2 separate regions of the Homo sapiens genome follow, and region 2 is linked to region 1. A link is a contact called in ENCODE Hi-C or POLR2A ChIA-PET data. All regions are on one chromosome and are shown on one strand. The core of a region is the stretch at or near the end of the contact, and the rest is flanking DNA. Distances in the headings are between cores, read along the strand shown. Region 1 holds the start of RNF19B (ring finger protein 19B). Region 2 holds the start of ZSCAN20 (zinc finger and SCAN domain containing 20).

Evidence for each region. A loop is a pair of places that touch in the nucleus more often than their neighbours do. ChIA-PET counts read pairs that join two places held with the same protein, here RNA polymerase II (POLR2A). Pooled maps may share reads with other maps.
Region 2: a pooled map shows a loop between it and region 1 (7-fold over the local background). The contact joins the promoter of ZSCAN20 here to the promoter of RNF19B in region 1. A Hi-C loop is called at or near these places in 1 of 37 single-sample maps with no recorded cell type and 7 of 50 pooled maps. POLR2A ChIA-PET finds 5 or more read pairs at or near these places in 3 of 52 experiments (CD8-positive, alpha-beta memory T cell, activated B cell and activated naive CD4-positive, alpha-beta T cell).

Annotation. Positions count from the first base shown.
Region 1 is chr1:32,962,480-32,968,632 of GRCh38, reverse strand. RNF19B (ring finger protein 19B) reads left to right here and starts at 3,824. Exons shown (of 9, transcript NM_001300826.2): 1 at 3,824-4,582. The coding sequence starts at 3,948. RefSeq lists silencers at 3,540-4,109, 4,470-4,679 and an enhancer at 3,725-4,229.
Region 2 is chr1:33,470,690-33,477,620 of GRCh38, reverse strand. It overlaps ZSCAN20 (zinc finger and SCAN domain containing 20), which reads right to left and starts at 4,976. Exons shown (of 8, transcript NM_001377376.1): 1 at 4,930-4,976. RefSeq lists a silencer at 6,719-6,931.

The sequences.
Region 1 (6,153 bases), core at 2,575-5,074:
CAGCTGAAAGGGCTCCTCCTCAGGAAAGCCATCCCTGACCACCCTAAGCAGAGCCTGCCATGCCTTCTGTTGGTCTGTCATAGCTTTTTTGTATATGTCCTCATCACTTGGTATCTCAGTGATCTGCCATCTTGTCTGTAACCCCCAGTAGATTATGTTTTTCATCTCCATGACCCTGGTAGCTAGCAAAGAGGCTAGCACAAGTAAGTATAATAAATCTTTACTGAATGAGTGTACAGATGAGTGAGAATCTTTTTCTCCCTCATGCCATCTCTGAGTCACTACTCAGTTTCTATCAAGAAGAGACACATAAGGAAACGTGGGAGGAATTGCTTTAGTCCCTTTATTCAAGGGTGATAGTCTCAGGAGAGAAGAAAACACAATCAAGTTGGGGCCACTGCAAAGTCTAGTGGCATTTAAGAGAAGTTATTTTCCCCAAAGCACTGGCAGCTTTGAACTGAGGCTGAATTTGTTTGGAAGCCAGAGCCAAGACAAGCAGACATTTGGTAGTGTTGAGCCTTCCAGCAAGCTGGGATTCTGACAGCCGTTTCTGTCAGCTGCACAAGGAGAAGCATCTAAAAGGCATCTGGGTCTACCTGGAATTGGGGGTCCCCATATCTTTTAGCACAATCTGACCCAAGGAACAAGGCAGCCGTCTCTCCTACCCTCCATTCCCACCATAAGCATATACCTCCTCTAAGGGGGCTCTGCAGTTGATTAGGACGTTGGGCACTGAGAACAGAGTCAAAGATGACTATAGGAAACTGTGGCAGAGATGATACTACTGCTTACTAAATGGCTTATGGTTTCTTCCTACATTTCCCAGCCTCCCTTGCAGTTTTTTTGTTTGTTTGTTTGTTTTTGACACAGAGTCTTGCTCTCTCGCCCAGGCTGGAGTGCAGTGGTGTAATCTCCGCTCACTGCAACCTCTACCTCCTGGGTTCAAGCGATTCTCCTGCCTCAGCCTCCTGAATAGCAGGGATTACAGGCGCCCCACCACACCCCGCTAACTTTTGTATTTTTAGAGATGGGGTTTCACCATGTTGGCCAGGCTGGTCTCGAACTCCTGACCTCAGGTGATCCACCTGCCTCGGCCTCCCAAAGTGCTAGGATTACAGGCATGAGCCACCGTGCCTGGCCTCCAGCTCTCTTTTTGAGGCAATACTGAAAGCTTTGCATTGAGATAGTGGAGCCCAAGAGAGAAGTAGTCTGGATCTCTGAGTTACCCAGGAGAGTTGAGGAGAGCTACTCTGGAGAGTGCCTTAACCCACAGCCAGCGTTGCATGAGTGGAAAAGATATACCATTGTTGTGTGTTATGCCATTGAGAAATTTGGCTTGTTTGTTACCATAGCCAAGTCTAGCCTATTCTGCCAGATAAATATAGACATTAATTGTTGTTTTAGCCATCCAGCATCAAACCTCCTTCCTATTTGAGGATTAAACTCTCCCCCTCCTTTAGGACTCTTTGGTGTTGCCAAATCCAGTGGTCACATCTCTGTTCTTATCTTTCTTGATTTCTCAGCAGCATTTGTCACAATTGACCACTCCCTTCTGGGAACATACTATGTTGGTGTCTGTGACATCATGCCTGCTTAGTTTTTCTTTTATGTCACTGGCCCCCGCTTTTCAGTTTTCTTTGTTGGCTCCCCTTCTTGTTTTATGTCAAAAGTTTGAAGTTCTGGAGACCTGGTTTAAAATATCACAGCTGGTTTCCACCTTTTGAGACGATGTCTTTTTGTGTCACCCAGGCTGGAGTGCAGTGGCATAATCACGGCTCACTGCAGTCTCAACCTCCCAGGCTCAAGCATTCCTCCCACCTCAGTCTCCCAAGTAGCGGGGACTACAGGCACACTCCATCACACCCAGATAATTTTTGTATTTTTTGTAGAGATGGGGTTTTGCCATGTTGCTCAAGCTGGTCTCAAACTCCTGGGCTTAAGAGATTCACCAGCCTAGGTCTCCCAAAGTGTTGTAATTACAGGTGCGAGCCACAGCTCCTGGCCCATCTTACCATTCCTTATTAATAACAGAGCACTCATTGTTAGCTGGGCACATTGTACCCAGTTAAGAGAATGTTTCCCAGGCTCCCTTGCAGCTGAGTATGGCCATGTGAGTGAGTATGTTTTGGCAAAAATGTGCGGGACTTTCGAGGCAGTCCTTTTTTCTTTCTTTCTTTTTCTTTTTCTTTTTTTTTTTTTTTTGAGACAGAGTCTCGCTCTGTCGCCCAGGATGGAGTGCAGCGGCGCGATCTCGGCTCACTGCAACCTCCGCCTCCTGGGTTCACGCCATTCTCCTGCCTCAGCCTCTCGAGTTGCTGGGATTACAGGCGCCCGCCACCACGCCCGGCTAATTTTTTATATTTTTAGTAGAGACGGGATTTCACTGTGTTAGCCAGGATGGTCTCCATCTCCTGACCTCGTGATCCGCCAGCCTGGGCCTCCCAAAGTGCTGGGATTACAGGCGTGAGCCTCCGCGCCCAGCCCCAAGGCAGTCTTCTTAAAAGGAAGAGGATGCATCTTTCTTCCCTTTTTCCTTCCCACTGTTTGGAATATGGACCATAGTGAGGTGACCTTAACACTGGAAGCCAAATACTGAGGATGGCTGAACAGCCCTGAACTGCCTACTTTTGGACTTATATTTCATGGAAAGAGAGAAATTTCTGGCTAGGTGCAGCGGCTCATGCCTGTAATCCCAGCACTTTGAGAGGCCAAGGCAGGAGGATCGCTTGAGCCCAGGAGCTCGAGACCAGCCTGAGCAACACAGGGAGATTTCATCTCCATGAAAAAAATAAAAATAATAGGCAGGCCTGGTGGCGCACCTGTGCTCCCAGCTACTCCAGAGGTTGGGGTGGGAGGATCGCTTAAGCTTGGGAGGTTGAGGCTTCAGTGAGCTGTGATCACGCCACTGCACTCCAACCTGGGTGACAGAGCAAAACCGTCTCAGGAAAAAAAATAAATAAATTTCAATCGTAAGCTATTTTTTTCTTTTGTTATTTGCAATTGAATGTAATCCTGATACATTCCTGTTGTTGAAGCTGTTTGCCTGCCTCCCACTAGGAAGCCTAAGGGTCCAGATCCTCCCCCAGTCAGAGGAATGGGGAACTAGAAAAAGAAAGGCAAAGGCACTGCCAGGCAAGAAAACGCTGGGTCTCCTTCCACAAGTTTGGTAAGTAAGCAAGATACCAGGAGGATAGAATGGTAAGTGAGCCTAGAAATAGACTATTATATACATAGGGTTTATTAAATACATAGAGAACACTGAATGCTAGACTAAGAAATTTGGACTTTATTCTGGAAGTCCCTTGCAATAGGGGACCTTGTCTGTTTTATTTTCTAATGCCTCGCACTTTGTAGAAGCTCAGTGAATGAATATATTCTTTATTAATTTATGCCGTCTGCTTAATAAACAGAAATGTTGGAAGGTGAACCAGTTGGGAGTCACCATCTGATCAACCCCTGCCTGCTTTTTATAAATAATGTAACTGAACCATCATTTACTGGAAGTGGCAATCAACCTGTGAGGAACGGCAAACCAAAAAGTCCACCTTGGGTGTCATGGTGATGGAATTGGAGGCGGAGACCAGGGAGAGCAGCGGGCTAGGATCTCTGAGAGTCTCCGCAACATGGCGGCCCTGGAACCACCTGACCGGCAGGAGGCGGAGCTCCGCCCCAGCTCGCTCGGCCCCACCCCGCTCGGCCCTGCCCAGCGCACTCCTAGACCGGGGCGCAAGGGTTGTGAGGTGTTTGAGCGAAGCGCCTGCGCAGGGCAGCGGCGCGCGGGGCGGAGGCTTTATAATCACTTCGTCGTTGCCGCTCGGCTTCTATCGCCGGGAGGGCGGTTGAGGCGGTGGTGGCGGCGTCGGCGGCGGCCGGGCGCTGGCTGAGGGGCGCTGAGGCGGGAGCTGTGGCGGCGCTGGGCGCCCCTGGCTCCTCGGCCTCTGCCGGCCATGGGCTCCGAGAAGGACTCCGAGTCGCCGCGCTCCACATCGCTACATGCGGCCGCACCCGACCCTAAGTGCCGCAGCGGCGGCCGGCGCCGGCGCCTCACCTTGCACAGCGTCTTCTCTGCCTCGGCCCGCGGCCGCCGCGCCCGGGCCAAGCCGCAGGCCGAGCCGCCGCCCCCGGCTGCGCAGCCGCCGCCCGCCCCGGCCCCTGCCGCGGCCCAGGGCCCGCCGCCCGAGGCGCTGCCCGCCGAGCCGGCCGCCGAGGCCGAGGCGGAGGCCGCGGCGGCGGCGGCGGAGCCTGGGTTCGACGATGAGGAGGCGGCGGAGGGCGGTGGCCCGGGCGCGGAGGAGGTGGAGTGTCCGCTGTGCCTGGTGCGGCTGCCGCCTGAGCGGGCCCCGCGCCTCCTCAGCTGTCCGCACCGCTCGTGCCGGGACTGCCTCCGCCACTACCTGCGCCTGGAGATAAGCGAGAGCAGGGTGCCCATCAGCTGCCCCGAGTGCAGCGAGCGACTCAACCCGCACGACATCCGCTTGCTGCTCGCCGACCCGCCGCTTATGCACAAGTACGAGGAGTTCATGCTGCGCCGCTACCTAGCCTCGGACCCCGACTGCCGCTGGTGCCCGGCCCCGGACTGCGGGTGAGCGCGGGGGCGTGGCGCGGGTGGCGGCGGGCTGCAGCCGAGGGGCGTGGCTGGGGGCAGCAGGGACCCCGCGTGGGTGTCCCAAGCAGGGAAACCCGCAAGGCGGCAGCTTCGGCGGGGTGGTAACCATCAGGCAAGCCCAGACTAGTGGTGTGAACGCACCCGACACCCCGCCCCCTGCCCCAGGGCTCGAGGTGGCTGCTAAGCATTCGGTGAGGGGAAGGGAGCTGTCCAAGTTAGGAGACAGGGAGAGGCGGTTTTTTTGTTGGGGGAATGCCCTCTGTCCGGAGGTGAGGACAGTATCTTTTTTTTTTTTTCTTTTTTTTTTTGGAGACGGAGTCTCGCCCTGCCGCCCAGGCTGGAGTGCAATGGCGCGATCTCGGCTCACTGCAACCTCCGCCTCTCAGGTTCAAGCGATTCTCCTGCCTCAGCCTCCCGAGTAGCTGGGATTACAGGCGCCCGCCACCACACCCGGCTAATTTCTTTGTATTTTTAGTAGAGATGGGGTTTCACCATGTTGGCTAGGCTGGTCTCGAACTCCTGACCTCAGGTGATCCTCCTGCCTCGGCCTCCCAAAGTGCTGGGATTACAGGCGTGAGCCACCGCTCCCGGCCAAGGTGGGGAGTATCTCTTAATGAGAGTGGGGAGGGGATATTTGGCCAAGGAGGGAATGAGAATATTCTGAGGGGGCAGCGCGTCGGAGGGGTGTGTCCACTTGGCTAGGGACAGACTTAGCATTGCAGAAGAAGGCGTGTTCTCCCTGACAACCACCGCTGAAAGTTGGGATGGAGGTGACTGGGGAATAGGCTCTCGGGTACCCTGAGCACTATGTGTTCTGTGCCACGCTATCGGGAGGCACTCTGTCGTTCTTACCTTGCTGCCTTGGGTAGGGTGAGGGGTAGACAGATATGTTCTTTGTCCAGAGTCTCAATGGGGGCACTGAGAAGAATGCCCAGAGGTTGGTGTGATAGGAGAAATTGTGTTTCTGAACCCCTTTGATCTTGAGTTCTTGATGACAGTCTTTTTAATGCACCATGTAGGCTGAATTTTAAAGGGCAGTAAATTAAAATATGCAATATCTGCAGAGACATAATACACCAGATTTTGCTATCTGAAGCATTCAGTGGAGACCTTCCTCGCCCTCCCCGCCTTTAGAAGTCTAATTGTTACTGTCAGTATATCCCATGAAGGGGTTGCACGCAGGAAGAGGGGCTCATTTAAGTAGTTGGGAGTCAGACAGCCATTACCTGTTCTGTGACCTTGGGCAGATAATTTTATTCTTGTGTGTCATGTTTTGGCGACAAAAAGATGCTGGGGAGTCCTTGCAGTGTGTAAACGTAATGCTAGTAAAAAGTTGTGTGATCTTTAGCTTCAAAGGAGTTAAGGACTTTTAATTGTAGCCTATATATCAAGGTGGTTTTGAAATCTCCATGATGCTGCTGGTTGTCTCCTTTCAAAAGGAGCTGTCTTAGAGTGTCTAGGAGAGTAAGAAGAGTTAACTTCTGTTTTTAATTCTGCCAAACTTGTTTAGAAATGGGTGTGCTATTTAACCTCACTGAGATGGGGTT
Region 2 (6,931 bases), core at 3,727-6,226, 510 kb before region 1:
ATTCCTTTCTCTTTTATTTCCATGTCTCTGTGACACTTACCACTTTCTACACTGTATGAGACATTGTATGAGAAGGATGTGCGTATCTATGTGTGTCCCAGAGGAGATTACAGCCTCTCTGATGGCACCCATGCTGGGTTATTTGAAAAAATGAGCTCTCTGTGTCATCCCAACAAGTCTGGGTGACATAAAAAATGCCCACTCAAAGGAGATCATTAGCTGCTTCCAAGTGGGAATGACACAACTGAATTGAGAATGGAGAGATGGTGGTATTTTTCATTTTGGGCAATCTGACTGGACTGAAGAGAAACAAGACAAGGGTAATAAAAATTAAAGTCTTGCCCTAAAGGCCTCCATATGCTTAGGAAGAGGCTTAAAGCACAACTCATGGCTACCTGGCAGCTTCCTACTCATCCTTCAACCACCAGCTCAAATGTCACCTCCTTTGATAGGAGTTCCTTGACATGCCCTTTTCATGTCCTGCCCTCCAAGAATTGCCTCCCTGATCCTATATCACCAAAGCAATTGGTACATACCTCTAATATAGGTATTATCCTACACTATTGTAGTTACCTGTTACTATATCTGACACCCACATTATACTATATTACTAGAATCAGTATTGTATGTTACTAATTTCTGTATCCACAGTGCTCAACCCAGTATCTGATAAATAGCAGGGCCATTAAAAAGTTTTATTACCATGTATTAAAATGATAAACCTGGCGTATCAAAAGCCTAATGGGATACAGATATTCCATAATTTATATTAAACTAAACTATTTCTGTCTACCTACATTACTGCTATAAGCACTCAGAGAGATCACATATGTAGAAAGATTTTGCCTTTCATGAAATTTCTTTTTGAACCTAAAGAATTCGCCTTTCATGAAATTTCTTTTTGAACCACAACCTTATTGATGCATGAGTTCAAACACATTTCTGTCACCCTCTCACACAAGGAGCAATTCATCAATCATTTATAGAGTACCAGCTATACCCTGTTTGGAAGCTACAGATCTACCAGTAGCTGGGACTGACAGTCCCTACCTTCAATAAAATTACAGTCTAGTGAGACAGACAGTCAATAAGCAAGCAAAGACATTTGCGTTCCTGCACAAACAGGACACTACAACAAAATAGGCAATTAGCAGTCACACCAGGCCCAAAGCTCAGAGTCTCAGATAATAGGTATTTTCTCCTGGAAAGACTTGAAAGTCCCAAAGGTTTGTTTCAAATAGAAATCGGAAAGCCCCAGGGACCACATATCACCATAACCTTTTTTTTCTAAGGAACCATAACCGTAACTTTCTAAGGAAGTTAGACCGAAGTATGGATAGCAGGCTATTGTGGGGAGAGGGAGGCCAACAGAGTCGGCCAACAGCCGGGTGACTTCACACAGAAGTGAACAAGGGAAAATGGACCGGGGCATTCCTCAGTTCCGAGATGACCAGGAATATCGAGCCTCATTAGGACCAGCAATTTCTAAGAGTACCCCTTTACTGAGTGCCCACAAGGTGCCAGGCACAGTGCTGTGTTCCACATTCATAATCTCACTGAAGCCTCCAGGCAGCAACTGGAGTCTCATTAGGTGTTGAGCTGCATTTCACTGATCTGTAACTTCCACTGCAAAGATCAGAAAGAGAGAAAGAGGGCCGGGCGCGGTGGCTCACGCCTGTAATCCCAGCACTTTGGGAGGCCGAGGCAGGGAGATCACAAGGTCAGGAGTTCGAGACCAGCCTGGCCAACATGGTGAAACCCTGTCTCTACTAAAAATACAAAAAAAAAAAAAAAATAGCCAAGCGTGGTGGCTCGTACCTGTAATCCCAGCTACTCGGGAGGCTGAGGCAGGAGAATTGCTTAAACCCAGGAGGCGGAGGTTGCAGTGAGCTGAGATCGTGCCACTGCACTCCAGCCTGGGCAACAGAGCACGACTCTGTCTCAGAAAAAGAAGAAAAAAAAAAGAAAGAGAGAAAGAGCATGATTTAAATAGTGCAGCCAGTTGCGTTCACTATCTGTTCGAGAATAAGCATGTGGTGGTGGCACCTAGGACTTCGCTATTCACCAGGTTGGTCTTGATTCCCTCGTGCCTCTCTTTCCACTAAGTGTGAGTAAAGTGTCTTTCATACCGCACAGTCCCTAATACAAGCGAATTCTCATCTAATGTTCAAACAAGAAAGCCCAGCTGTGCTGATTAGTTTATTTATTGAAAGGCAGCGTGTTAGTTTCTGAAACGGCTCCTTGCCAAAGGATTTTCAAACTAACTGTGATTTTTGGCTAAAGTGATTTTCACCCTTAGAATATTATTATCTGATAAGGTATGACTGCACTATATCCTCAATTACCTAAAGGGAAACTGAGTGTTTATGAAGATTCACTTAAGGTTACACAACTAGCAAGTGGTAGAGTTAGGGTCTAAGCCGAGATCCCTTTTCTCCAATCATTTTTCTTAACCATGTCTTATAGCCTCCTCTATGTGTGCTAGTCATCCAAACTCTTAAGATGACAGTACGGGAGAATGGAAAGAACATTAAGGCAGGAGTGAGCAGACTGGGGTTCTAGTTCCACTCCTGCCACTAATCAGCTGTGTTACTTTGGACAAGTTATGTAGCCCCTGTGGCTGCCTAGCTAGGCTGCAGCTTACAGCCTGATCTTACTCAGCAGTTGCCCTAGGTTCCCCAATTAGTATGATGGGGTAGAGCAAGGGAGAAGGGAGACTAGAGTCAGTGGCTACAAGTTTAAATGGGTATAAGGACCTAGCAATGTAAATGAGTCAATGACTGAAATGAACTGGGTGGGCACTACAGCCAACTATAGAGTGCCAGGGGAACATATGCCCAGAATATTCCTAAGCCTGCTGATTTTTCCAAAAGAAACTAGCACTCTGGATTTTTAAATGTTGGTAACCAACTCAAAATTTTTTCACACACTATGAGATTAAATAAAGCATGATGGTGGACTTCATTCAGCATGGGCTGTCGCTTTGCCACTTAGATTCAGCTAAGTGATCTCAAAGCTCTCTTCCAATATCCAGAAAGACCTAGAAAGAGTACAGAGCCTCCCAGGTCATGAGGGATAAGTGCTGACTGCCATCAAAATCAAGATGTCTTTACAAACACAGGGAAGCTGAGGGGCATCTTGACTCCTAGGGCAGTAAGTATGAACGTGGTCATGAGGAGCCCACTCAGTGAAAAGGGAAGAGAAGATGCTCTCCAGTTCCACAGGAAAGGCCAAGACTGGTCTGTGACCTCCAAAGAGAAAAAACTGGGAACTCTTAAAGGCTGTCAGGCCCATTTGGCTGACAGTCCAAGCTATGGCTTAAAGCAGTCTGACCTGACCTCACACATAAGGGCTTAAGCCAGGGAGAGCAAATAGGTTTCATTTAAAGCAGAAACTTCAATCAACTGGAAGTGGCTGCCTAGAGTAGTGTGCTGAGGGCTCTGAGTACAGTGTGAATATGTGCTGAGAACCAACCAATTAGCCATGACTGCCAGGGACACAGGAAGGGGCACTGGCAGCACACATTCCATGTATTTGTCACCCCTGGCTTAAACTCCCATTGGCAATGAATCAGCTTCAGCTTCCAGCAGATAGCCTTGCCAGGCAGAGGAAGACTAAAGCTCCTGCCCTGGAAATCCACTGGCAATAGAAGTCTTCAAGGCTGGTATAGCAAAGCTTACCCTGCATGGTCTTCATTCACACATACATACATCAAGTATTTACTGCTTTACATCAAGTGTTTACTGCTCTAGACTGGGCAATGGGGAAACAGAGGTGATTGAGACACTGTTCCTGTCCTGGAGATGTTCACAGTCTAATGGAAGAGACACACACTTCACAGATAATTATGATCAAATGTGGTAATAGGAGAAGTTATGGGAGCTGAGGGTTGGGGGTGACTTAATTTGCTTAAGGGAATTGAGCAAAGTAAGAGTTGAAATTTTTTTAAGTTAAAGAAGTTCTCTTGGCAAAGAAGGTGAAGGGCAAGGAGAGAATATTCTAAGCTGAGAGAACAGCATATATAATGATGGAAAACCAAATGGCCTACCCAGGAAACGAGGAAAACCTTGACAGCCCTGGAGTGTGAGGTGCATGAAGATTAGGCTGCAAAAGGAGTTTATGAAGGACAAGGTGTTTGGACTTTACAGGTGCTGGGTGCCAATGAAAGTTTTCAAGCAGAAGGCATAATCAGATTTGTAGGTGAAACAGATCACACTAGGTGCAATGTGTGTGTTCATGCTGGGAAACTGAAAAGGCTTCTGCGAAAACCCTACAAGAAAGAGGCCGACTGAAAAGATATTAAAGAAATTAAAGATCGGAAGATCCTTGGACGTGGAAGAATGCAAGAGGAATCAGTGGGTAAGTAGGTAGGTAGGTAGGTAAATGGGATGATCGTGCCACTGACTTCCATAAGACATAAGGAAAGAAGTGCAGGTTTGGGGCAGAACACAATAGCCAGTCCCATCCACTGGGTTCCAGAGGTAACAATCATTAGGGAGGTAACAAATTAGATATGCTTGTTCTAGATGGGAAGGTAGAGATTGAAACACTATTTTTAAGGTCGGGCTTCAAGCTCAGGCCCTCTTCACTTCTTGCCAGGGCCCCAGACCCTCTATCCTTTCCTCTGTGGTCTCCAGACCTTTCTATGACTCTCCCACCTCCAAAACCTCCCTCAACCCCCTCACCTTCAGACCCTTCTAAGGCCCTCCTCATTCCCAGGGCCCTCTATCGCCTCCTCATCCCCGACCCCTGTATGACCCTTCCCATCTCCGGCCTCTACATCCTTTGACCGTCCCTCACCCTCCACCCCCACATATAAGCTTCTTTCTCCCCTCTCACCTTCCCCAGCCCCCTGTGTCACCACCACCTCCTAAGTCTCCAGCCCAGAGCCTGCGTCTCAGCTGCCCCCGCCCCGCCACCCGGACTCACCCACCGAGACACCCACTTCACAACAGGGCGGAAGTGCTCCCGGGCTCGTGCGGGGAATGCTGGGACGCGGAGTCCGAGCGGCGCCACCCTGGGAATGGAACGTCTGAGACCACAATTCCCAGAAGGAACCGCGCGAGCGCCGGGGGCGGCCCCCTCCGTTTGCTGCCTTTCAGACGTCTTCAGCCAATAGATATGTCATCTTCTAACGGACCCTGGCACTGGAACAAATCGGAACGGGCGCGACACATGGGGGCGGGACCTGTTGCGATCCTGGCCTTTTCCATAGGCTTCCGGATAACAGCACCGCCCAATGGGAGGGCACTCGAGCAGAAGGGGGCCCAGTTCTACTGAGGGGTCGAAGTGAGAGCCTCAGACCCTGAAAGATCAAAGCAGACACAATAAGAAATAAGAAGAGAGAATGACTAGAGGTGACCAGCCCGATAGGCAGGAGAGAACTGGACAGTTGTAGCTTTAATTTCCAGCTTACAGCTAAGCTGTGTGACTTTGGAAGAATTCTGAACCTCGTTCTCTTCAACCATAAAATGAGGGTAGTAATGGCATCCATGTCACAGAGTTTTGTGAACTTTCAATGAGATAATACACCTAAAACGATTAGCTCAGGGCCTGGCTCCTAATAATGCACAGCGATTGTTAGCTATTATTATGTAAATCAGTTAGTACAGAGCTTGGCACTTCCTAGGTGTTGGAAGAATGTTAATCATTATTACAAAATAATCCTCATATAAATGCGGGTGCTCTGTACCACTGTGAATACTTTGGGGCATGAACAATCTAATGTGGTGTTGAGAATGGGGGCTTTGTAGTCAGACATGGATCCAAATCCCAACTCAACTACTTCGCAGCTGTGTGGCCTTGAACAAATTACTGCCATCTATTTTGTCTTTGGAATTTTCATCTATAAAATGCAAGTAATGTAAGAGAACTTACATCACAGGGTGTTATGAAGGTTAAATGAGACTATTTAGGTAAAAGTCTCTGAAGTCAAGCTGCTTGTGTCTGAAAGTTCTTACTTTCAAATGAAGGATGCAGGTCATACCACCCGCGTTGTGAAACCTTGGGCAAATTACTTAGCTTCTTTATGCCTGCATTTTCCCAGCTGTAAAATGGGAATGATAATACTTGCCTCTTCCTGAGACAGTTGTTGAGAGGAATAAATGGGAGAAGGTATGTAAAGAGCGTGACACATGTCTGACACACAGAAAGTGTTTAATAATCATTAGCTAGTCCAGGCACGGAGGCTCATGCCTGTAATCCCAGCCCTCTGGGAGGCTGAGACGGAAGGATCGCTTTAGTCCAGGAGTTTGAGACCAGCCTGGGCAGCGAAGTGAGACCTCGTCTCTATTTTAAAAAATAGAAAATACAATAATATACATAATCATTAGCTATTATTATTATTACCAATGGTTATGCGGCTTAGGGAAAATTGACAATACCTAGCATCTGGTAAGAGCTCAATGCATGTTGGCTAGTGTTAAAATAGGAGAATTCTTAGCTTTAACGACCCAGTTTAAATTCCTTCTCTGTGAAACATGTTCCAACTTATTTGTAGTAATAACTCATGTGATTTTACTCAGTAAACATAATAACAACCCGTAAATACTCCTTGGTGTTGAAGTCTCACAGTAGCCCTATGAGATTGGTATTGTTTGCTCCACTTTACAAAGAGGGAATGAGACTTAGAGAAACGAAGTGACCTACTCAAGATCACAGAGCCAATAAGAACCAGGGCTGCGATTTGTCACCCCCTAGGCATGTGACTCCAAAGGTCCTACACTGCATGAGGAAGAGACCATATGTGGAAGTAGGAGGGTTTGAGATGGGGAGGGACAGTGCAACAGTGTGGGGTGCCAAGGGAGCCGGAAACATTTGAGAGAGTGTCAGGATCTGAAGCTGGAGAGGCAGCTTTGCAGGGTCAGGTAAGGACGTGTCCACTTCAGCATCATCTGCCCTAAGAGGAAGAAGGGAGGCGAGTGTGCAGAGA